Linked DNA regions of Homo sapiens: region 1 is linked to region 2. Evidence: chromatin loops called from intact Hi-C (ENCODE). Cell type or tissue: A673. All regions are shown on one strand. Each heading gives the region's core, and the rest is flanking DNA. Links, peaks and the distances in the headings are about the cores only.

Region 1 (11,085 bases), core at 1-8,000, 93 kb before region 2:
CAATAGAAATAATTAACAAACTCCAACAGGATGTCAATAGCATACATGTGATGAGGTCAATTTGAATGTTAATAATAAAAATTAAGAAATTTTATTTATTTATTTATTGAGAAGGAGTCTCACTCTGTCACCCAGGCTGGAGTGCAGTGGTGTGATCTCAGCTCACTGCAACCTCCACCTCCGGGTTAAAGTGATCCTCCCATCTCAGCCTCGCAAGTAGCTGGAACTATAGGCATGAGCCACCGCGCCTGGCTGATTTTGCATTTTTAGTAGAAATGGGGTTTCATCATGTTGGCCAGGCTGGTCTCCAACTCCTGAACTCAAGTGAACCACCCTCCTTGGCCTCCTAAAGTGCTGGGAGTACAAGTGTGAGCCATTGTGCCCAGCCAATAAATATTTATTTTAAAAATACTCGCCGGGAGCGGTGGCTCACGCCTGTAATCCCAGCACTTTGGGATGCTGAGGCAGGCGGATCACCTGAGGTCGGGAGTTTAAGACCAGCCTGACCAACACAGAGAAACTCCGTCTCTACTAAAAATGCAAAATTAGCTGGGGTGGTGGCGACGCATGCCTGTAATCCCAGCTACTCGGGAGGCTGAGGCAGGAGAATCACTTGAACCCAGGAGGCGGAGGTTGCAGTGAGCTGAGATCGCACCATTGCACTCCAGCCTGGGCAACAAGAGCGAAACTCCAACTCAAAAAAAAAAAAAAGAAATTCTACTACTTTTTTAGACAGTTTCTAGTAATAAAGGAGCTGATATTGGGGCTCCTAATAGTTTCTTTGTAAAAGCGAGTACGACTCAGCTAAAATAGACATGCCAAGTGCCTTCTCACCCACTAAAAAAAAATATTGAAATAAACATGCCCTTAACATACACACAGTAAGCCCCTCTTCTGTGGCTAATTAACTTTAAGAGCACCCTATTATTAAAAATTCCTAAATTTGGGAGATTCTATCTAGAGTTATTTTATTGCAGTAGAGAAAAAAGAAACCTTGTTCACATACATAAGCCTTGTGAGTAGCACTGTAGGCTATATAAAACATTTAAATTTGAAAGAACTATGCAAGATTTCCTTAAACAGATAGAAGGACCATGCCTCATCATTGAAATAAATCAAAGAATAATTAAGGCAAATAAATGTTGCTTTAAAAAAAAAAAAAAAAAAAAGGAACAGAATGGAATAATTATTCTGAGGACAAGAGCCAAGCAACATGGTCCATCTGCTTTGCTAAGTAAGCTCCTTCTGAAAGCTGAAGTTACCATGCCATTCAAAACAGAAAACTCTGTCGGAGAAACTCAGGCGGTTGTAAAAGCTTCCTCTGGTTAATGCCCTAAGGAGGCTGGGGTTGGGGGTGCGCGGAGGGACTCCTGGGCCATGGGAAAGTCCGACTGGCTGTGAGCCCCGTTACCTGATGAGGATGCACTGGTTGTCGTGGCGCTTCCACAGGCAGCGGTAGCACTCGTTGGCGATGGCGAAGATGTGCGGGGGCAGCTCGCCCAGGTGGCGCCGGCTGTACTGCTCCATGGTGGCAGGCTCGTACAGCCCGGCGATGGGCTGGTAGGGGTTCACGGAGGCCAGGATGGAGCCGATGTAGGTCTGCAAGCACAGAGTGAGACAGGGATGCGTCACTTCTAACCCAGGCCACTGGATGAGCTCCAACAAAACCCACCGAGTGTGCGCCAGGGGGAAAGACGTCTTCTGTCTCCCGGGTGCACACTGTCCCTGCCTTTCTGGGTACCAAATCTTGATATTCTGGACAAATGAATGAAGCCATTTCAAAGAGGGATGGCAGTGAAAGGGAAACAAGAGAAGGAAGATGGTGAGGCGGCCCAGGCCCAGTCCCTGCTCCCCAGGCCCAGATCCCTGCTCCCCGCTGACCTCACCAATCTTAATCCCTTCCCATGGGCAAAGGACTGGCCAGGTCCAGTCTCCTGTCTCATTAAATGGCTACTGTGAAACAGCATGGTTAAAAAGTGACGGGACAGAAAGGAGAAGAGAGGTAGCCAGGGGTTGGGGGAGAAGGACATTTACAATTTAATGGGTGCAGAGTTTCTATTTAGGGTGATGGGGAAGTTCTGGAAGTGGGCCGGGCCTGGTGGCTCATGCCTGTAATCCCAGCACTTCCAGAGGCTGAGGCGGGCAGATCACCTGAGGTCAGGAGTTCAAGGCCAGCCTGGCCAACATGGTGAAACCCCATCTCTACTAAAAATACAAAAATTAGCCAGGCATGGTGATGCCTGCCTGTAATCCCTACACAGGAGGCTGGGAAAGGAGAATCACTTGAACCCAGGAGCCAGAGGTTGCAGTGACCCGAGATAGTGCTACTGCACTCCAGCCTGGGCGACAGAGTGAGATTCCATCTCAAAAAAAGTTATGGAAGTGGTTGGTACTTGTGGATGCAGAACATTGTGAATGTCCTTATTATTATTTATTTTTATTTTTAATTTTTTTTGTAGAGACATGGTCTTGCTTTGTTACCCAGGCTAGTCTCGAACTCCTGGTTTTGAGTGATCCTCCCTCCTTGGCCTCCCAAAGTGCTAGGTCTGTGAATGTACCTAATATGACTGAATTGTACACTTCAAAATAGTCAAAATGGCAAATTTTATGCTATGCAGAGTTAGCTACAGCTTTTAAAAGATAACGTGACCATTTCGAAAATGCTAGGTATCAGACCGAGCGCAGTGGCTCACGACTGTAATCCCAGCATTTTGGGGGGCCGAGGTGCGAGGATCTCAAGATCAGGAGACCAAGACCACCCTGGCTAACAGAGTGAAACCCCGTCTCTACTAAAAATACAAAAAATTAGCCAGGCCCGGTGGCACACACCTGTAATCCCAGCTACTCGGGAGGCTGAGGCAGGAGAATCTCTTGAACCTGGGAGGTGGAGGTTGCAGTGAGCCAAGATTGCGCCACTGCACTCCAACCTGGGCGACAGAGCGAGACTCTGTCAAAAAAAAAAAAAAAAAGAAAGAACAGAGAGAGAGCGAGAAAGAGAAAGAGCGAGCGTGCGAGAGAGAGAGAGAGAGAAAGAAAGAAGGAAAGAAAGAAAGAAGAAAAGAAAGAAGGAAAGAAAGGGAAAGAGAGGAAGAAAGGAAAGAAAGGGAAAGAGAGGAAGAAAGGAAAGAAAGGGAAGAAAAAGAAAAGAACAGAACACAACACAAAAGAAAAAGAAAGGAAAGAAAGGAAAAAGAAAGAAAAGAAAGACAGAAAGAAAGAAAGAAAGAAAGAAAGAAAAGAAAAGAAAAGAAAGAAAGAAAGAAGGAAAATAAATAAATAAATAGAGGCTACAGAGTTACCAAAGCTTAATGCCTTAGGCCTCTCCATGTGGACATAACTATTCACTTCTACTTTTACAGGAAATACTAACTCTGATTACCTGGCTTCCAGGCTCAGACACAACTAGGGAAGTCAGTCAGACAGGGGTGGGAGCAGAGAGTCCTGCAACCACCATCAACCACTAACCACCAACCAACTTTTACAAAGCTCGTACAGTGTGTCTAGGGCTTTATGGGCTGTTAAGGGCTGATTCATGCCTTCTCCCCAAATTCACATGCTGAAGCCCTAATCCCAAGTACTTAAGAATGTTACTATGCTTGGAGATAGGGGCTTTAAATAAGTGACTAACTTAAAATGAGGCCATTAGGGTGGGCCCTAATCCAATCTGACTGGTGTCTTTGTTAGAAGAGGAAATTTGAACACACAAAAAGACACCAGGGATGCATACACCCAGGGGGGTTGGCGGAGGGTAACAAAAAACAAGAAAACTAGACAGAAAGTCCAAACATCCTGAGAGCATCTATACCATATTATAGCAATTTGTAATATTTTATATTCATAGTATCAGCCAGGAACATCAAGCAAAGTATTGTTTTGTTCAGTATAACTTTTCAAATGCAAATAAGTCCATACAGGTTGAGTATCACTAATCCGAAAACCAAAATCTGAAATGCTGTAAAATCTGAAGCTTTTTGAGCACCAACATGATGCTGAAAAGAAATGTTCATGGGGGCATTTCAGATTTCAGATTTTCTGATGAGGGATGCCCAACTGGTAAGTATAATGCAGATACTTCTAAATCAGAGAAAATATCAGAAGTCCAAAACACTTCAGGTCCCAAGCATTCTGGATAAGGGTTACTCAACCTGGAATGTGTTTTGGAAATAATATGAAGCAAAAGATTTAAAAAAAGGTTAAAAACATAAAAGATATTACCATATGACCCAGCGATTCCACTCCTAGATACATATCAAAAAGAAGCGAAAGAAAATACTCAAACACTTGTACACACATGTTCACAGAAGCACCATTCACAACAGCCAAAGGTGGAAACAATGCCAAGGGCCCATCATCAGATGAATGGATGTGGCATACCCACACCATGTAATATTACTTAGCCACAAAAAGGAATAAAGTGCTGATCCATGCTACAATGTGAATGAGCCTTGGAGACATATTAAGCCAGACACAAAAGTTCACATATCCAGAATAGGTTAAGTCCATAGAAACAGCAAGATGGGTGGTTGCTAAAAGCAGACAGTGGCAGGAGAGGGGAATGACTGCTTCACTGGTACAGGGTTTCCACCTAAGGTGATAAAAATATTGTAGAACTAAGATACAGGTTGTATGGTTTGAATGTTTGTCCCCTCCTAAACTTGTGTTGAAATTTAATTGCCATTGTAACAGTATTAGGAAGGTGATTACAAAGGTAAGAGCTGATTATGTCATGGGGCTCTGCTCTCATAATGGATTAATGCCATTATTGCAGGAGTGAGTTAGTTATTGCAGAGTGGGCTCTTAATAAAAGAGTAAGTTCGACATGCATTCTCTCTGTCTCACACTCAAGCTTTCTCATCATGTGATGCCTCAGGCCATGACACAGCAAGAGGGTCCCACCAGATGCCAGCGCCATGCTCTTGGACTGGCCAGTCTCCAGAACCATAAGCCAAGTAAACTTTTGCTCCTTATAAATTACCCAGTGTGTGGTATCCTGTTTTGGCAGCAGAAAGCATACTGAAACAGAGTTGTTGGTTGTACAGCATTGTGAATGTACTAAATGCCACTGAGTTGTACACTTCAAAATGGTTAATTTTATGTTAAATGAATTTCACCTTAATTAGAAAAAAAAGATCTGGTGCTTTTATGAGTAAATGTTCAGGTCCTTGGAAACATCAACTCTCTAGAAAACCCATTTTGTCCTGTCGGAGCACTATGGGGAAGATTTGGCCAGAAAAAAAAAGATGGAAGTTGGAAAAAAAAAAGTGTCCTACTCCTTGGGATGCCTCCATCCTCCATCAGTGCCTGGACCACAGACACTCCAGTGCCTCCTTCTATCTAACATCTGCAGAGGTGAGGGAGCAGGCAGACAATACTTGAGGCTGTGAGTGCCTGGCCCCTTCCACTACTTTGTTTAAAATGCCATGTTTGTTTTCTACCTTTTTGATAGTTGTTTACATTATTTTCTTTTTTCTGCTAAGTATCAAAAATGTTCATTTTTACTGTGAAATACATTCTTATTTTTTTCCCTACTGTGACAGGACTGTCACTCTTTATGCAGCCAGGTAGGTCAGAGGAAGCTGACAAGCAACAGTCAACACTGCCAACCATCAACACGGCGGGCTCAACTGAGCACACACCAATCCTCTTCCTCAGTTGCAAGCAGAGGGTGAAAGCCACAGTCATGGGCATTAAGCTTATTATTAAATTTAATTAATTTATTATTAGGATATTCACCCATCATTAACACACCTTTTAAAAAATGATATGCCCATATCATTTTGCATGCCCCATTCATGACACGTTTGTATGGTTGCTGTAAAATTCTAAGATGAGCCTTTCTTTCTTAAGGCACTGATTTACTTATAAAACCATTATTAAAACTTCTTACACAGCTTTCTTCAAAAGAATGATCATGTTTTTTAAACCATATTCCTCCTCCTGGTTGGGGAACCTCACTAGCCATAGAGCATCCTTTTAAGATACTGCTCGTTCTGACAGTGTGGATGACATGGGCTTTGAATGAAGGTAGAAGACAAAGTGGCATTAAGCCTGTTAGCAAAGGTGAAGACGCAACATCCAAAATGGTCTCATGCTTGACTTTTTACAGTAATTCACACCACACCTTGTCCAGTGAAATAGTTTTTAAATGTTTCAGAATGACAATGTAGTAGCTGTGGCAACTAGAGACAACATATGCAACCCAGAAATCAATGTCCACAGGTCCTCTTCCACCAGAATCAGCAGTGCTTTAGAAGAGAAATACTTTTTTTTTTTTTTGAGACTGAGTCTCGCTCTGTCATCCAGGCTGGAGAACAGTGGCACAATCTCGGCTCACTGCAACCTTCGCCTCCCGTGTTCAAGCGATTCTCCTGTCTCAGCTTCCCAAGTAGCTGGGATAACAGGTGTGTGCCCCTACGCCCACCTAATTTTTGCATTTCTACTAGAGACGGGATTTCATATATTTTGGCCAGGCTGGCCTCAAACTCCTGACCTCAGGTGATCCACCCACCTCAGCCTCCCAAAGTGCTGGGATTACAGATATGAACCACTGTGCCCGGCTGAGAAAGGACTCTTAACAGCGGACGCTCCCTGGGGAGGCAGCCCACAGACTCTGCAGAATTATGTGGCATCCTTGCTGATGGTCACGCAGCTCACAAAAGGCATCGGGATACTCTCCTCTGCTAAGCCGAGTCCCTGCCACCCCACACTACTGCCACCAATCAATTCTGAGTCACCATCTTTCAGAAGAAAAGATAATCGGGCATGCTGTGAAACAGAACACTTTACCAGATGGCCTCAAAAAGCACACGGTTCGAGAGTGAAAGACCAAAACCATCCAGCTGGTTTAGTTATAGAAGATGTTAATCATGGCCAATGACCAGCACAGCTCTGGTGGTTGCACACTTTTCCTACAATAATATTGATCTTTGTATCTGACTCTTACAATAAAATGCATGCTTCATCTGTCAGTCAGCCTAGTGAGTTACCATGAAAAAAATATGGTCCCTCATTACTACACATTGTCAATAAATTTAAAATCCCGGCCAGCTACGGTGGGTCATGACTATAATCCCAGCACTTTTGGAGGCCAAGGTGGGAGAACTGCCTGAGCCAAGGAGTTCAAGACCAGCCTGGGCAATATAGGAAGACCCCATCTCTACTTAAAAATATATTTTTAAAATTCTGCATAAATATTAATAACAGACTGTTGCTGCTTTAGGCAAGAAAGCCTTGATTGTTCCCGTTTTGATGAGAAGCTTCTGAAGGGTACAGCATGTGCTCGTGGGTTCTTTACCCAGGTTAGGAACCTGATTTCATCTTTTCTTGAGGATTCTGGGACTCATTCAGGCTCTCCGCCCATAAAAGCGATGCCCACAGCAAGTGAGGAAGACTCTATCTTCTAATCTACAATGAAACCACCCCAGGCTCCTAAGCTTCCGCTGTTCTCCAATCTGCTTGGCCTCACTACACTGGTTCTTTCTCAGCCTTGCCATGCGCCACCCCCGTGGCTGTGTTGGAAGGAAGCGCCAAATCTCCTGTGGAATGAAAGGCTTTTCCTCCAAGGGCCACTATGTCAGGGGGTATTGAAAAGTGTTTTCAGGTAAAAGGTCGTCTGAATGCGTGGTTAACGTAACAGAAGATACCAAGCCAGGCTTTTATTTTGCTTTTCATTTTACACACCATATATCACATCAAGTGAAAAAAAAAAATTCTTTTCCAAAAAGATTTGTATTTCAGTATGTTTAAAACCTTTCACCTTTTAAGGTAAGTAATAAATAAAAGTTACGTGCACCCTAGAAGCTGCCTGCCTCAGATGTGTGACGATCTTTCATGCCCCATGATCTACTTTATAGCTTTAAACTGAACCATGAGTTGAACTCCCCAAATTCCTCAAAAAATGGTCAGGACCCTTTCTGCTTGTTGGGTAGAGAAAGAGCACTTAAACAGCTGCTCCTGATTTTTAAAGATCAATCATGCATTTATTTATTTTTGAGACAGAGTCTCGCTCCGTTGCCCAGGCTGCCGTGCAGTGGTGCAATCTCAGCTTACTGCAGCCTCCGCCTCCCGGGTTAAAGCAATTCTCCTGCCTCAGCCTCCCGAGTAGCTGGGATTACAGGCGCCCACAACCACACCTGGCTAATTTTTGTATTTTTAGTAGAGACGAATGGGGTTTCACCACATTAGCCAGGCTGCTCTCAAACTCCTGGCTTCATCTGGCCTGCTTGCATCAGCCTCCCAAAGTGCTGGCATTACAGGCATGAGCCACCATGCCTGGCTAAGATCATACATTTAATGGTACATGGCTATATTCCAACATGACTCTGTAAGAATGTAGGTGCTACTGCTGTGGTCCTTCTCGTTTTGTGATTCATATTCTGAAAAGAAAAAATTCATACTCTACAAAAATTTCTAAACCTATGGTTTAGACCATATTTCGTACTCTAAACAAGAGAAAACTAAGATACATATGTTCATAACATGTCCGGCATCTGCTGTTTTCAAGATTTTCCTTAAACCCACATCCTCCAAGCACTTTCTTATTCTTTTTTGCATATTGCCACTAACTCAAGGATGTTTTTTCAAACTTTTTATACCATGTATAAAAAATATTCAGTAAACAACAGCCAAAAGGTAGAAGCAACCCATGTGTCTGCCAATAAATGAACAGATACAAAAAATGTGGCACATCCATACAACGGAATTATTCAGCCCTGAAAGGGATGGAAATTCAGACCCTTGCTACAACATGGATGAACCCTTAAGACATTATGCTAAGTGAATTATGACAGTCACAAAAAGATAAACACTGTGCGAGTCCACTTGTATGAGGTATCCAGAATACTCAAATTGATAGAGAAAGTGGAAATGTACAATTCCACTTATATGAGGATCCAGAATAATCAAATTGACAGAAAGTGGAAGGGTGGTTGCCAGGGGCTGGAGATGGGGGAAATGGGGAGCTGTTGTTTAATGAGTATGGATTCAGTTCTGCAAGAGGAGAAGAGTTCTGGAGATTGCTGCAGGGTAACGTAAATATACTTAACGCTATCGAACTGTGCATTAACAACGGCTGTGATACATTTTGTTCATGCATTTTACCAAAATAAAATTTTTTTTTTAGTTTAATAAAGAAAAAAATAGGAGCCGGGTGCAGTGGCTCATGCCTGTAATCCCAACACTCTGGGATGCTGAGGCGGGTGGATCATGAGGTCAGGAGATTGAGACCATCCTGGCTAACAGGGTGAAACCCCGTCTCTACTAAAAATACAAAAATTAGCCGGGCGTAGTGGCAGGCGCCTGTAGTCCCAGCTACTCAGGAGGCTGAGGCAGGAGATTGGCATGAACCCGGGAGGCAGAGCTTGCAGTGAGCTGAGATCACGCCACTGCACTCCAGCCTGGGGGACAGAGCGAGACTGTCTCTAAAAAAAAAAAAAAAAAAGAAAGAAAGAAAAATTAAAAAAAATAAGTAATGCTGGGAATTATGGTGTTGTATAGAATACATTAATCTCTAAGTATAAAGAGAGATTAAAAACAAGCACAGACTTGAGAGGAAATAACAAGAAACATTATGCTCCTTAACTTTAAATAAAAAGTTTTAGAGGTTGGGTGTGGTGGCTCACGCCTGTTATCCCAACACTTTGGGAGGATCACTTGAGCCCAGGAGTTCAAGACCGGCCTGGGCAACACAGTGAGATCCTCTCTCTCAAAAAAAAAAAAAAATTTACCCATGTGTGGTAGCACATGCCTGTATTCCCAGCCACTAGGGAGGCTGAGGTGGGAGGATGGCTTGAGCCCAGGAGGTCAAGGCTTCAGTGAGCCGTGATTGCATCACTGCACTCCAGCCTTGGTAACAAAGTGGAAACCTTGTCTCTTTAAAAAAATTTAAAAAAAAAATTAAATTTAAAAAAAGGCCAGGCCTGATGGCTCATGCCCGTAATCCCAGCAGTTTGGGAGGCCGAGGCGGGAGGATCACTTGAGTCCAGGAGTTAACCAGCCTGGGCACTAATGTCAAAACCCTGTCTCTACAAAAAATACATTAAAAAGTTAGCCAGGTATGATGGTGCACACATGTGGTCTCAGCTACTCAGGAGGCTGAGGTGGGAGGATCACCTGAGCCCAGGAGGCAGAGGTTGCATTGAACCAAGATTGTGCCACCGCACTCCAGCCTGACAGAGTGAGACCCTATCTCAAAAGAAAAAAAAAAGTTTCAGCATACACACCTTCAAATTTGAACCCAAATTAAATAAAAATGTTCTGGTGACAAGCTATAGACTATTCAGGAAGAGAGAACAAAAGGCACTGATATTTTCAGGGAGACAGTAATGTCAGAGTTTAAATAATTAATAAAGATATTATGTTGTGGCTGGCGGTAAATTCAGCAAATGAACTCCCACAAACCAACAGGAACATCAAACGACCAGATTTAATTGGAACCAAAACTCAATAATCTGAAATCTCTTCCTTGAAAAGCAAAAAAGGAAAGAATATGTAAAATGTGTGTCTGGCTGGTACAAAGAAAGAACCTGATTTCTTAAGATTATAGAAAATTTTGCCTCATTGTATAAAAATTACTCAGTAGACAACAGCCCAATATTACTTACTTATTAATAATTCAAAGGCCTCCCTTAGACTACCTACCTCCATTTAGTACCTATGGCCAAAAGGATTGTTTACACATTCGCACACCCACTCATTTGCTCTTCCATAACCCTGTGATGGGCAGCAGAGGTCACTGCTCCTGCCTCTTCTGACAGGTAATGGAACCGGCAAGGGGACAATAAGATATTGTCCCTACGGTCACGGAGCCCGTGAGTCAGAGTGAAGGCAGGAACCCTGGATTTTTGAGAATGTGCCACACTGTGGATCTACAGCGAATGCCTTCTCCATCACCCATCCACCCACAGGGCTCTGTCAGCCTCATCACCTCATCACCTCATCACCATGGCTGACGTCTCCTTGTCCCGTGTGTTCCACTTTTCATTAACTCCAGGGCGACCCACCCACTCCCTTCATCTGTGCTGTCCTGGTCTGCTCAGGGCCTCACCTTGCATTGACTAACTTCCACAAAGGCTCCTTCCTCTGAGA
Region 2 (11,303 bases), core at 1,677-9,676:
AAATTCAACAGCCAAAAGAAAGTTTTCCTCTTTTTGCCTGCAATGACTCAGTGAAGAAGTCACCTGGTTTAGGAGATCTCTAATGTAGGGCCTAGGGAGTGGGGATATTGGTTCTTGATGAACTGCAGAAACGGGTTGTGAGCACCAAGGACTTAAGCAGCACTTTTTCTCCTGTTTTCGTCTTTTTTTTTTTTTCCTTCTGTTGGAAGTAGGAGTTATCTTTCCAACTTACCAGATGCTTTTTTTTTCTGATTCTTATTACTCAAAGACACATCAAAGCACACGTGGCTTTTATAACATGAAGTTGTAATACAAGTTTCTCCACCTCGGTGCTATTGACATTGTGGACTAGATGATTCTTTGTTGGGGACTGCAGGATCATTCTAGTTGAGAATCACTATTCTAGAGTAATACAGTGTTCTAGAGCCATGGCCAAACTGAAGGTGTTTACAAAACCATTCACTGTCAGTGACCTAGTTAATTGAAAGCAGACTCTGTTGTCTAAATCCCATGAACTTCAAAAATCCCAACAGATAAAGTATCGCTGGGGCAGACCTAATTTCTGGTATCATTAAAACCGGGTACACAGAGAATAGAGAAAGCAGCCTCTGCAGTCTAATTCAAATCCTTTGACAAACATAAGGAAAAGAGGAGCAGAGGCCGACAGGTGGGCAGTGGTGCTAGAAGAACACTCTTCCTCCTCTCTGTCCACTCTGCTTTTTTTTTTTTTTAAGGGAGAGCCGACTTTTAATGCAGATTATTGGAACCATGCAGACACAGCCTGTCCACTGTGCTCTTTAACCTCAGATGCTGTCTCAACTCCCAAATGCTTGCAAACCCCAGTGCAAAGCTTGTCAGAAAACTTAGCCATGTGCAGATAAGAATGGAGAGAAGAGCAAAGCAAGGTGCTCATCGGCCGGGCACAGTGGCTCATGCCTGTAATCCCTGCACTTTGGGAGGCCAAGGCAGGCGGATCACCTGAGGTCAGGAGTTCAAGACCAGCCTGGCCAACATGATGAAACTCCGTCTCTACTAAAAATGCAAAAAATTAGCTGGGCGCAGTGGTGGGTGCCTGTAATCCCAGCTACTTGGGAGGCTGGGCAGGAGAATCACTTGAACCCGGAGGACAGAGGTTGCAGTGAGCCAAGATCATACCACTGCACTCCAGCCCAGGCAACAGGGCAAGACTCTGTCTCAACAAAAACAACAAAAAAAAACGGCGGGGGTTGGGGGGTGGTGGCATCATCACAGGTATAAAATGAGTATGACAAATGCAGCGCTAACGCGAGCCACAAGGATGAGGGAGCACTGTGAGCTGGGGCACAACCCTAAGATTCAGAAATGAAGGGGAAGGTGAAATCTAAGACTTCTCCCCTGCAGAGACAGCCACCCTCAGCAGGGGACCTGAAGTGGTAGCAGCCAGTCCCCAAGCATCCCTGGACACCCAGGCATCCCCCATAGCAGTCGGTGGCCTTCATAGGTCCTTGCCATAGAGTACTCAAACAGAGTAGGGCACCCACGACAGCTAAATGAGTCCCTCTGACTCAATTCCTTGTCTTGAGACTACAGGGTTTTAAACCCGAAGCTGGCAATCATTTCTGAAGAACTGCATCCAATTCTACAGAGGAAAGCTTCAGTTCAGCCACGGCCATGTAGGCCCTGAAAGGAACACAGGCGGTTTTTAGGCTCAGGTCAAAGGATGCGGAGCTGAAGGAGATGGCAAGTCAAAGCTCCACCCTGACCAACTACAGAGGAAGGAAAAGTAATAAAGTGAGTCTCAAGAGAGAAACTTGGTGAGCACATAGTTGATAAAGTTGGAAATGTGTGGTTTGAGAGTCCCGAGTTTGTAATATTTTTCTTTGGGCTGGAGAACAATTATAGACGTTTGTTCTCTATATAGGCAACCGCAAGAACAACTGTCCCGTGCCCATCAGAGAGCTAATCCCAGGGGAAAATGTGTTCCTGACATTGTGCTTCAGAATTCCGACATAATTTCTTCTCAAAGGCGCTGCCAGAAGTGTTGGGTAACTCCCCAGACTGGCCTATTGCTGAAATGCTCTACATTTTTTGAAGGAATATATTTCAGCTATTTATAGCTTTCAGCTACATCATCATCGTCATCATCATTTCTCAAGCTTGCCTATGGGCTAAAAGATCATTTGTAACACTACTGCGGCTGGGCACAGTGGCTCCTGACTGTAATCCCAGCACTCTGGGAGGCTGAGGAAGGCGGATCACTTGAGATCAGGAGTTTGACACCATCCTGGTCAACATGGTGAAACCCCGCCTCTACTAAAAATACCAAAATTAGCTGGATGTGGTGGCACGGGCTTGTAATCTCAGCTACTTGGGAGTCTGAAGCATGAGAATCGCTTGAACCAGGGAGGCAGAGGTTCCAGTGAGCCAAGATCGTGCCACTGCACTCCAGCATGGGTGCCAGAGCGAGACTCCATCTCCAAAAAAAAAAAAAAAAACAAAGCAAAAACAAAAAAACACTATTGCCACTGAAGACCACAGTGTTCCAAATACTAATAAACACACCTAAAAAAAACACAGTAGGGTTGTAAACTGAGGCCTGCCTGTGCTCATTACCATAAAGTTCACAGACCAATTTGTCCCATGTTTTTGGTCCTTCCCAGCTCTCTAGTGCACCGGATGGGAAGGATCGAATAGCACCCACATTCCTTCCCCTTATCCTGCCCACAGTGTCAAACTCTGTCACCACTAGGAATAGCAGCTTTCATCCAGAGGATAACATGAAAAGTTTACGATAGTAAGAGGTGGAGAGGAAAAGAAAGCGGTAAAAGGTATCACCAACAATACACTAATCTTTGGTCAATGTTCCAAAGGAAAAGATACAAAGATTCACCGCCATCCCACACTTCCAATCAAAATCAAAACCAAAATGAACTATGCTAAATGGCAGGATGCCTCAATTATAAATGTGTGATTCTGTAAAGAGTTTATTCCCATAGTTATGGGTTCCAACTTGCCAACTGATTGAGTCCTGAGTTTTATTATTATTATTATTTTTAGATGGAGTCTAGCTCCGCCGCCCAGGCTGGAATGCAGTGGCATGATCTCGGCTTACTGAAATCTCTGCCTTCTGGGTTCAAGTGATTCTCCTACCTCAGCCTCCCAAGTAGCTGGGGCTACAGGTGCGCACCACCACACTGGGCTAATTTTTGTATTTTTAGTAGAGACTGGGTTTCACCATGTTGGCCAGGCTGGTATCAAACGACTGACCTCAGGTGATCCACCCACCTCAGCCTCCCAAAGTGCTGGGATTACAGACGTGAGCCACCATGTCTGGCCTCAGTCCTGAGTTTTATAATCTGATTTCCCCCACCTTCCTCACAATTCCTTAAAACACCTTTTCAGTTAATCTTTTAAACTACAGTGACCAGAAATAGTCCCAGAAACAATTTTTAACACTAAAAGAAATGAGACATCTCCAAATTGCTGAGAGTACCTCAAACATTGTAGGAATGTGACGATACAACAAATAAAAGTCAAATTTTTCCATCTATTAGTTAACCATCATTATGTAGCCAACACATATATGTTTATTAGAAAGTGGACCTAAAGAATCAGCCAACATGCCTAAAATAATTCATCCATCTGTAAATCGTTCCACCCACTCACCCATTCTTCCATCCCTCATACTTCCACAAGTCCATCCTTCCACCAAATATCTCCTAACACCCCCTCCCCAATCATATACCAGGCACTAGGAAAGAGTGGACGGCATGTAAAATAATTCTAGCTCTAGGCTGGGCATAGTGACTCACACCTGTAATCTCAACACTTTGGGAGTCCAAGGTGGGAGGATTACTTGAGCCTCAGAGTTCAAGACCACCCTAGGCAAGATGGTGAGACTTCATCTCTACAACATTTTTTTTAATTAAAAAATTACTCAAGACCAGCCTGACAAACATGGAGAAACCCCATCTCTACTAAAAATACAAAATTAGCTGGGTGTGGTGGTGCATGCCTGTAATCCCAGCTACTCAGGAGGCTGAGGCAGGAGAACTACTTGAACCCAGGAGGGAGAGGTTGTGGTGAGCCGAAATTGCGCCACTGCACTCCAGCCTGAACAACAAGAGCGAGACTCCGTCTCAAAAGGAAAAAAAAAATAGCCAGAGATACTCCCATAGTTGGGAGGCTAAGGCAGGAGGATCCCTTGAGCCCAGATGTTCGAGGATACAGTGAGCTCTGATCGTGCTACTGCACTCCAGCCTGAACAAGATAAGCCAAGACCCCCATCTCTTAAAAAAAAAAAGTAAAATTTGAATTAAATAAAATAGTTCTGGCTCTAAAAAGCACAGAGGTAAACTATGCCCACTCTAATGCCCTTCCTATCTGTTCTCTCTGTTCCATAGGGAATAATTACATAATATAAACAATAGGCCAGGCCAGGCAATGGTGACTCATGCCTGGAATCCCAGCACTTTTGAGAGGCTGAGGTGGGAGGATCGTTTGAGCTCAGAAGTTTGAGACTAGCCTGGGCAATATGGCAAAACCCTGTTTCTGCAAAAAACATAAAAATTAGCTGGGCATGGTGGCACATGCCTGTAGTCCCAACTACTCAGCAGGCTGAGGTGGGAGGATGGCTTAAGCCCAAGAGGCGGAGGTTGCAGTGAGGTGTGATTGTGCCTCTGCACTCCAGCCTGGGTGACAGGGCAAGACCCTGCCTCAAAATTTAAAAAAATTTAAAAAAAAAAAAAAAAAATCAGCCTGGCCAACATGGTGAAACCCCATCTCTATTAAAAATACAAAAATTAGCTAAGCATGGTGGTGGGTGCCTGTAATCCCAGGCAGTCGGGAGGCTGAGGCAGGAGAATTGCTTGAACCCAGGAGGCGGAGGTTGCGGTGAGCCGAGATCACGCCACTATACTCCAGCCTGGGCAACACAGCAAGACTCCATCAAGAAAGACAGAAAGACTGACAGAAAGAAGGAAGGAAAGGAAAGGAAAGAAGGAAGGGGAAGGGAAGAAAAGAAAGAAGGAAGGAAGGAAGGAAGGAAGGAAGGAAGGAAGGAAGGAAGGAAGGAAGGAAGGGCGGACGAAAGGAAGGAAAGGAAGGAAAGAAAGAAAGAAAACAGCAGAACAAGCCAAGAAAGACAAGTAAGTAAATGGAGCTAGGAGACACAGATTTTATAAAATGTATAAAACTGTCCCACTAAGAACTCTCAAAAACTAGTGGGAAATCCTGTTTTTAAAGCACACAAAACAAAACAGCTGGTTTAAGAACTGCATTCCACTCCTCTTGGTGGAAGCAGTAGGAGGTACAGGACAGAAAGGGCAATAAAAGACCAGCACAAGATGTTTGCACTCTGCGTGAAATCTGATACCAGACATCCTTACCTCCCATTTCCCAGTTTATTGTCCTTTCCTCCTCTTGATAAGAATCATTTTTGTGGGGAGAGGGGGAGAGAAATGCCTACAAATAAACAAACTGATAAGATTTTCTTAATGGAATCCCAGTTGTGTTCTGGCTACCATCTGTTTTCAGAAAAAATACACAAGTATGCTCAGAACAGGAGTTTGTTGTTACTTCATAAAAATGAACGACCCAAGAACACAGTGGGAAGAAAATAAACTTAAAACAGCCATTTGTCATTTCTGTTTCATACATATTAATTAATTCCTTTGCAGATTTCTATCACATATCGAAAACAAATTTTTTTTCACAAAATCATACTTCCTGGATTAAAAGGTACATAAAAGATAACCTAGTCCAATCAAAATGACACATAATGTGTTGGCAAGAATGTGGAGAAACTAGAACCCTCGTGCACTGCTGCTAAGAATGTGAAATGATGCAGCTGCTGTGGAAAACAGTTTGGCAGTTCCTCAAAAAGTAAAATATAGAGTTAACCATATGACCCAGAAATTCCACTGCTAGGTAAATACCCCAGAGACGTGAAAACATATGTCCACACGAAAACTTGTACACAAATGTTCATAGCAGCATTATGTGCAATAGCCTGAAAGCAGAAACAACCCTCATGTTCATCAACTAGTGAATGGATTTTTTTTTAATGTGGTCTATTCATACAATGGAATATTATTCAACTATAAGGTTGACGTGGTGGCTCACGCTTGTAATCCCAGAACTTTGGGAGGCCGGGGCAGGCAGATCACCTGAGGTCAGGAGTTCGAGACCAGCCTGGCCAACACGGAGAAACCCTATCTCCACTAAAAATACAAAAATTAGCCAGGTGTGGTGGCACATGCCTGTAACCCCAGCTACTCTGGAGGCTGAGACAGGAGAATCACTTGAACCCGAGAAGCAGAGGTTGCAGGGAGCCAAGATCATGCCACTGCATTCCAGCCTGGGCGGCAGAGCAAGACTCTGTCTCAAAAAATAAAATAAAATAAAAATGAACAGAGAACTGATACATGCTATAACATGGATGAGCCTAGAAAACACTATGCTAAGTAGAAGAAGGCAGTCACAAAGGACCACATGTTGTATGACTCCATTTATATGAAGAAGTTAAATCCATAGAGACAGAAAGTTGGTCAGGCACGGTGGCTCACATCTGTAATCCCAGTACTTTGGGAGGCCGATACAGGCGGATCACATGAGGTCAGGTGTTAGAGACCGGCCTGACTAACGTGGTGAAACCCAGTCTCCACTAAAACATAACATTAGAAAATTAGCCAGGCGCGGTAGCAGGTGCCTGTAATCCCAGCTACTTGAGGCTGAGGCAGGAGAATTGCTTGAACTCTTGAACTCAGGAGGCAGAGGTTGCAGGAAGTCAAGATTGTGCCATTGCACTCCAGCCTGGATGACAGAGTGAGACTCCGTCTTGAAAGAGAGAGAAAAGGAGAAGAGAAAAGGAAGGAAGGAAGGAAGGAAGGAAGGAAGGAAGGAAGGAAGGAAGGAAGGAAGGAAGGAGAGAGAGAGGAAGGAGGAAGGAGGGGCAGGCGGAGGGGAGAGGAGAAAAGAAAGCTCACTGGTGGTTGCCCGGGGCTGGGAGGAGGGGAGAATGGAGAGTGGCTGCTAACAGGTACGGAGTTTTGTGGGGGGTTTTCTGGAGTAGGAAAATGTGATAAAATTAGATAGTGATGATGGTTGTACAATCTTGTGAAGATACTAAAAACCACTGAATTATATACTTTAAATGGGTGAATGTCATGATGTGTGAATTATATCACAAATTAAAAGAGACAGGGAGGGAGAGACAACTATGCAGACAAATAGGTAGACTCACACCTGACCTCATTCACTCCCTGGAATCCGTTATCCCAACCACCATCTTCATTCTTGACCCTCCTTATTACATATGCAAGAAGGTCCTCTTTTCAGTTTGCACTAGTTTTTGTGGAGTTTCCATTATTTGCAAGTAAAGGAATATCAGCTCTCATTTTCATCACACACAAATGTTACAGGTTTCAGAAAACATCTAGAAAGCAGTTCACAAGCGAGACCTGTACAAATGTCTCTAATTTTTATATACTTTCTCTAGAACACCAAAACAAGTTATTTCAGTGCTTTGACTAGTATTTACATCATATTTATATCATTTGTATTATGGGAGGCAGAAATGGATTTTACTTGCTGTGGAATCCTCAGCACCTAGAACAGGGCCAGACTTATTGCTCCGTTGAATGGTAAATGCATCTACAGAAACCATGCTACCAAGAGAGAGAGGCAGGGCTGCTGGAAGGTTTCAGTATGAGGTTACAGAAATGGCACTGGGTGCTCCCCTAGAAGACAGGGACTCAAGCTCCAGCTCTTCTACCCATAGCTCAGCACAGTTATTCATTACTTGAGATCTCTCTGCACAAAATGAGTTGACACCTAGCTTATCTGATACATAACACAAAAAGATCACATGAGACGGCTAACCAAAATGCTTCAAGCCATGGGGTTGCCGGGCACGGTGGCTCACGACTGTAATCCCAGCATTGTGGGAGGCTAAGGAAGGCAGGTCACTTGAACTCAGGAGTTCAGGATCAGCCTGGGCAACATGGTGAGACCCCCGTCACTACAAAAAAATTCAAAAATTAGCTGGGCATGGTGGCATGCGCCTATAGTCCAAGCTACTTGGAAGGTTGAGGTGAGAGAGTCTCCTGAACCAAGGAGGCGGAAGTTACAGTGAGCCAAGACTGCGCCACTGCACTCCAGCCTGGGTGACAGAGCGAGAGCCTATCTCAAACACAAACAAACAAACAAAAGATGCCATAGGTCTTCAACCCAACAAAGCAGTACCTGTATTTGGGGTCTTGCTGCTGGCACCTTACTGGGTCACATCCAGATGGCTTTCAGCCCTCATATTGCTTTAATTTAACTCTCCTCTCAAGGCCTTGCTACAGAACCAAAGAATGCACAGGCCTCGTTCAACCAACGCACCACAGTTTCTCCAAACCAACAACATTACCAGCCCAGCTACTTTCCAGACACAAAACATTGAAAAAGAACTTACAGGCCAGGCACGGTGGCTCACACCTGTAATCCCACCACTTTGGGAGGCCGAGGCGGGCAGATCACGAGGTCAGGAGATCAAGACCATCCTGGCTAACACGGTGAAGCCCCATCTCTACTAAAAATACAAAAAAAATTAGCCGGGCGTGGTGGCGGGCGCCTGTAGTCCCAGCTACTCGGGAGGCTGAGGCAGGAGAATGGCTTGAACCTGGGAGGCGGAGTTTGCAGTGAGCCGAGATTGCGCCACTGCACTCCAGCCTGGGTGACACAGTGAGACTCTGTCTCAAAAAAAAAAAAAAAAAAAGAACTTACAATTACAAGCTACCCCCAACAGAAAAGCGATAAGGAGGCTGAAGAGGATGAGAAACATTTAAATGACATAAATGCCTCTTTGGTCCTCTTGACACTAAGATTTTGTCTATAGAAAATTATTTCTCTCCTGCTGGGCACCATGGCTCACGCCTGTAATCCCAGCACTTTTGAGAGGCTGAGCAGGCAGATCACCTGAGATCAGGAGTTTGAGACCAGCCTGGCCAACATGGCAAGACTCCATCTCTACTAAGAATACAAAAATTAGCCAGGTGTGGTGGTGCATGCCTGTAGTCCCAGCTACTCAGCAGGCTGAGGTGGGAGAATCGCTTGAACTCGGGAGGCAGAGGTTGCGGTGAGCTGAGATCGTGCCACCACACTCCAGCCTGGGTGAGGGAGTGAGACTCTGTCTCAAAAAAAAAAAAAAAAAAAGAAAATTATTTCCCTCCTACAGCAAAATTCATTTTCATTTCTCTCCATATTACACCTCCTGTTGGGTTCAACAGAGACTTTGGAACAGACTACACTGCTAAAAACATAAATAAATAAATAAATAAGTGGGGGCAGCACTTCTGATGGCCCTGTGACTAGCCCTAGTTATATCCCTCCGTCACTGTTACGTGCTGAAATTGGAGGGGACTCTTCTCCGAGGACACAGCCTCTCCCCAGCAGTGGGTGGGCACCAGGCAGCGAGGAGTGAGGGTACCCAGAGTGTGTGACAAGCCAGCCAGGCAGTGGAGTGCAGTGGGCTTAGTGGTGGCATTGTCATTAAGTTGTTAAGTAAACTTTTCATTTTAGAATAGTTTTAGATTTTCCAGACAAGTTGCAAAGATAATACAGGGAGTCCCTGTACACCTCTCACTCTGGTTCCTGTTCTTATATCTTACATAATGTGGACATTTATCACACTAAGGAACCGACACTGGCACCTTACCATGAACTCAATGCCACACTTCATTCAGAGTTCTCCAGTTTCCACCTAATGTCCTTTTTCCGTCCCAGGACCCCTTCTGGGACATTGGATGTAATCGTCATGCTCCTTCTTTGATAGCCTTGACGGTTTTGAGAAATGCTGGTCAGGTATTCTGTGAAACATCCCTCCTCTGTGGGCTGTCTGAAGTTTTTTTTCCTGGCTAGACCGAAGGATAGTGGTTTTTGATAATGGCTCTATCCAGGGGGCCAAACCGCCTGGACAGGAACCCTGGCTTTACCACATCTTAGCCATGTGGCCTTGGACAAATGAACCTCCACGGGCCTTCATTTCCTCATCGAATGTAGAGGAAAAGCAAATACAATCTACCTCCCAGGAACTGTGGGGATTAAAGAGGCTAACTCTGAGAAAGAAGGTGAGTGGATAATCAGAAATGCTTCATGGAAAGCAGAGGTGGCCACTGACGCATTTAACAACACAGATACTGTGCCAGAGATCCAGCGCAAAGATTAGTAAGGGACACGCCTCATTCCCAGATGCCTGCAGTCCAATGGGGATGAAGTGCAAACAGATCATTGAAACTTGACACCAGGAGGACTAATGTGGGGATACACAGAGGACTGGAGCCTGCGGTGTTGGAGGGGAAGCCAGACTGCTGAGGGATGAATAGGAGAAGCCCCCACGGAGTAGAGGGAGGAAGCCCCATGTTGAAAGGTCCAATTTTCTGCAAATTAGCCAAGTGCCAGTGTAGACTAAGACACACTGTAAATTGGCTTATGCAGCGCTACTTAATCACCCTCCATAAACTATTAACAGCTCTACACAATGAAACAATGAAGACATTCACCTTTGTCCAGCACAAGAAAAAACAGTCTCAGACTAACCCGCCAAGCTCTACAAACCACTAAGGACTAAAATCACCTCCACCCTTACCAATAAAATGTGGGCAAAATTACTGTTTTACAATGCAGTATACTCTTTTCAAATTATGTTTTAAAAGAACCACACAGTAGACAAGTCATTTTGAAGGATCCATTTTTAATTCTTTCTCAGTTTGAAAGGCCTTCAGTCACTCAAAATTTGGAAATTCCCAAGATCTCCCTCAGGGGAATCAAGGGGTGGGACAAAGCAGTGGCAGGGGGGCTGCAGTGAAGACCCTGCTGCAGTGAATGGAGAATGGGCCGAGCCCAGGAGGCTGACGTCTGAGGTCTGTCCATCAAATACAGCCATGTCCTGGTGAGGCAGCTCACCGGAGGCTCTGAGGCCCGAAGCCAAGGAAGGAAAGTTCCTCCTAGTTCCTACTGGCTCCTCATCAGCTTCTCCACTACCCCTGGATGACACGCCCCATCTAGACCAGAACAAAGGCCCTCTGCTTCCCCTATCTCGTTCCCAGGAAGCCTCTCACCTCCTGAGGACCAATGGTAAGAACACCCAACAGGCTCAACCCAACAAGAGCTCCTTCCCCAGCAGGACACTGAGACACCCAAAGGAATTTCCTAGGGGTGGATTCCAGCATCCCCATCCATCCATCTCCCTCCCACCCCATCCATCCTTCCCAAATACTCTGGCCATGATGTAAGCCGCCCCCTCCCCAACACCACAACACACACACACACACACACACACA

Evidence for each region. A loop is a pair of places that touch in the nucleus more often than their neighbours do. Peaks named below come from ENCODE experiments on the same cell type or tissue, not always from the same donor. Only the 100,000 strongest peaks of a DNase experiment are listed, where the experiment ranks them.
Region 1: it touches region 2 in a loop (5-fold over the local background); 4 of 110 quality-filtered maps call a loop at or near these places.

Annotation. Positions count from the first base shown.
Region 1 is chr5:16,793,235-16,804,319 of GRCh38, forward strand. MYO10 (myosin X) reads right to left here. Exons shown (of 41, transcript NM_012334.3): 4 at 1,412-1,599. Among named protein-coding and RNA genes, the nearest start is that of MYO10, 140 kb to the right of the region's middle. RefSeq lists enhancers at 992-1,519, 1,520-2,047. In A673, for the core only: no CTCF peak of the experiment used is centred there; a DNase peak (open chromatin) is centred at 3,587; H3K27ac peaks cover 1,033 bases.
Region 2 is chr5:16,884,476-16,895,778 of GRCh38, forward strand. All of the region lies in intron 1 of MYO10 (myosin X), which reads right to left. Among named protein-coding and RNA genes, the nearest start is that of MYO10, 46 kb to the right of the region's middle. In A673, for the core only: no CTCF peak of the experiment used is centred there; DNase peaks (open chromatin) are centred at 4,436, 5,286, 5,736 and 6,856; H3K4me3 peaks cover 711 bases; H3K27ac peaks cover 6,934 bases.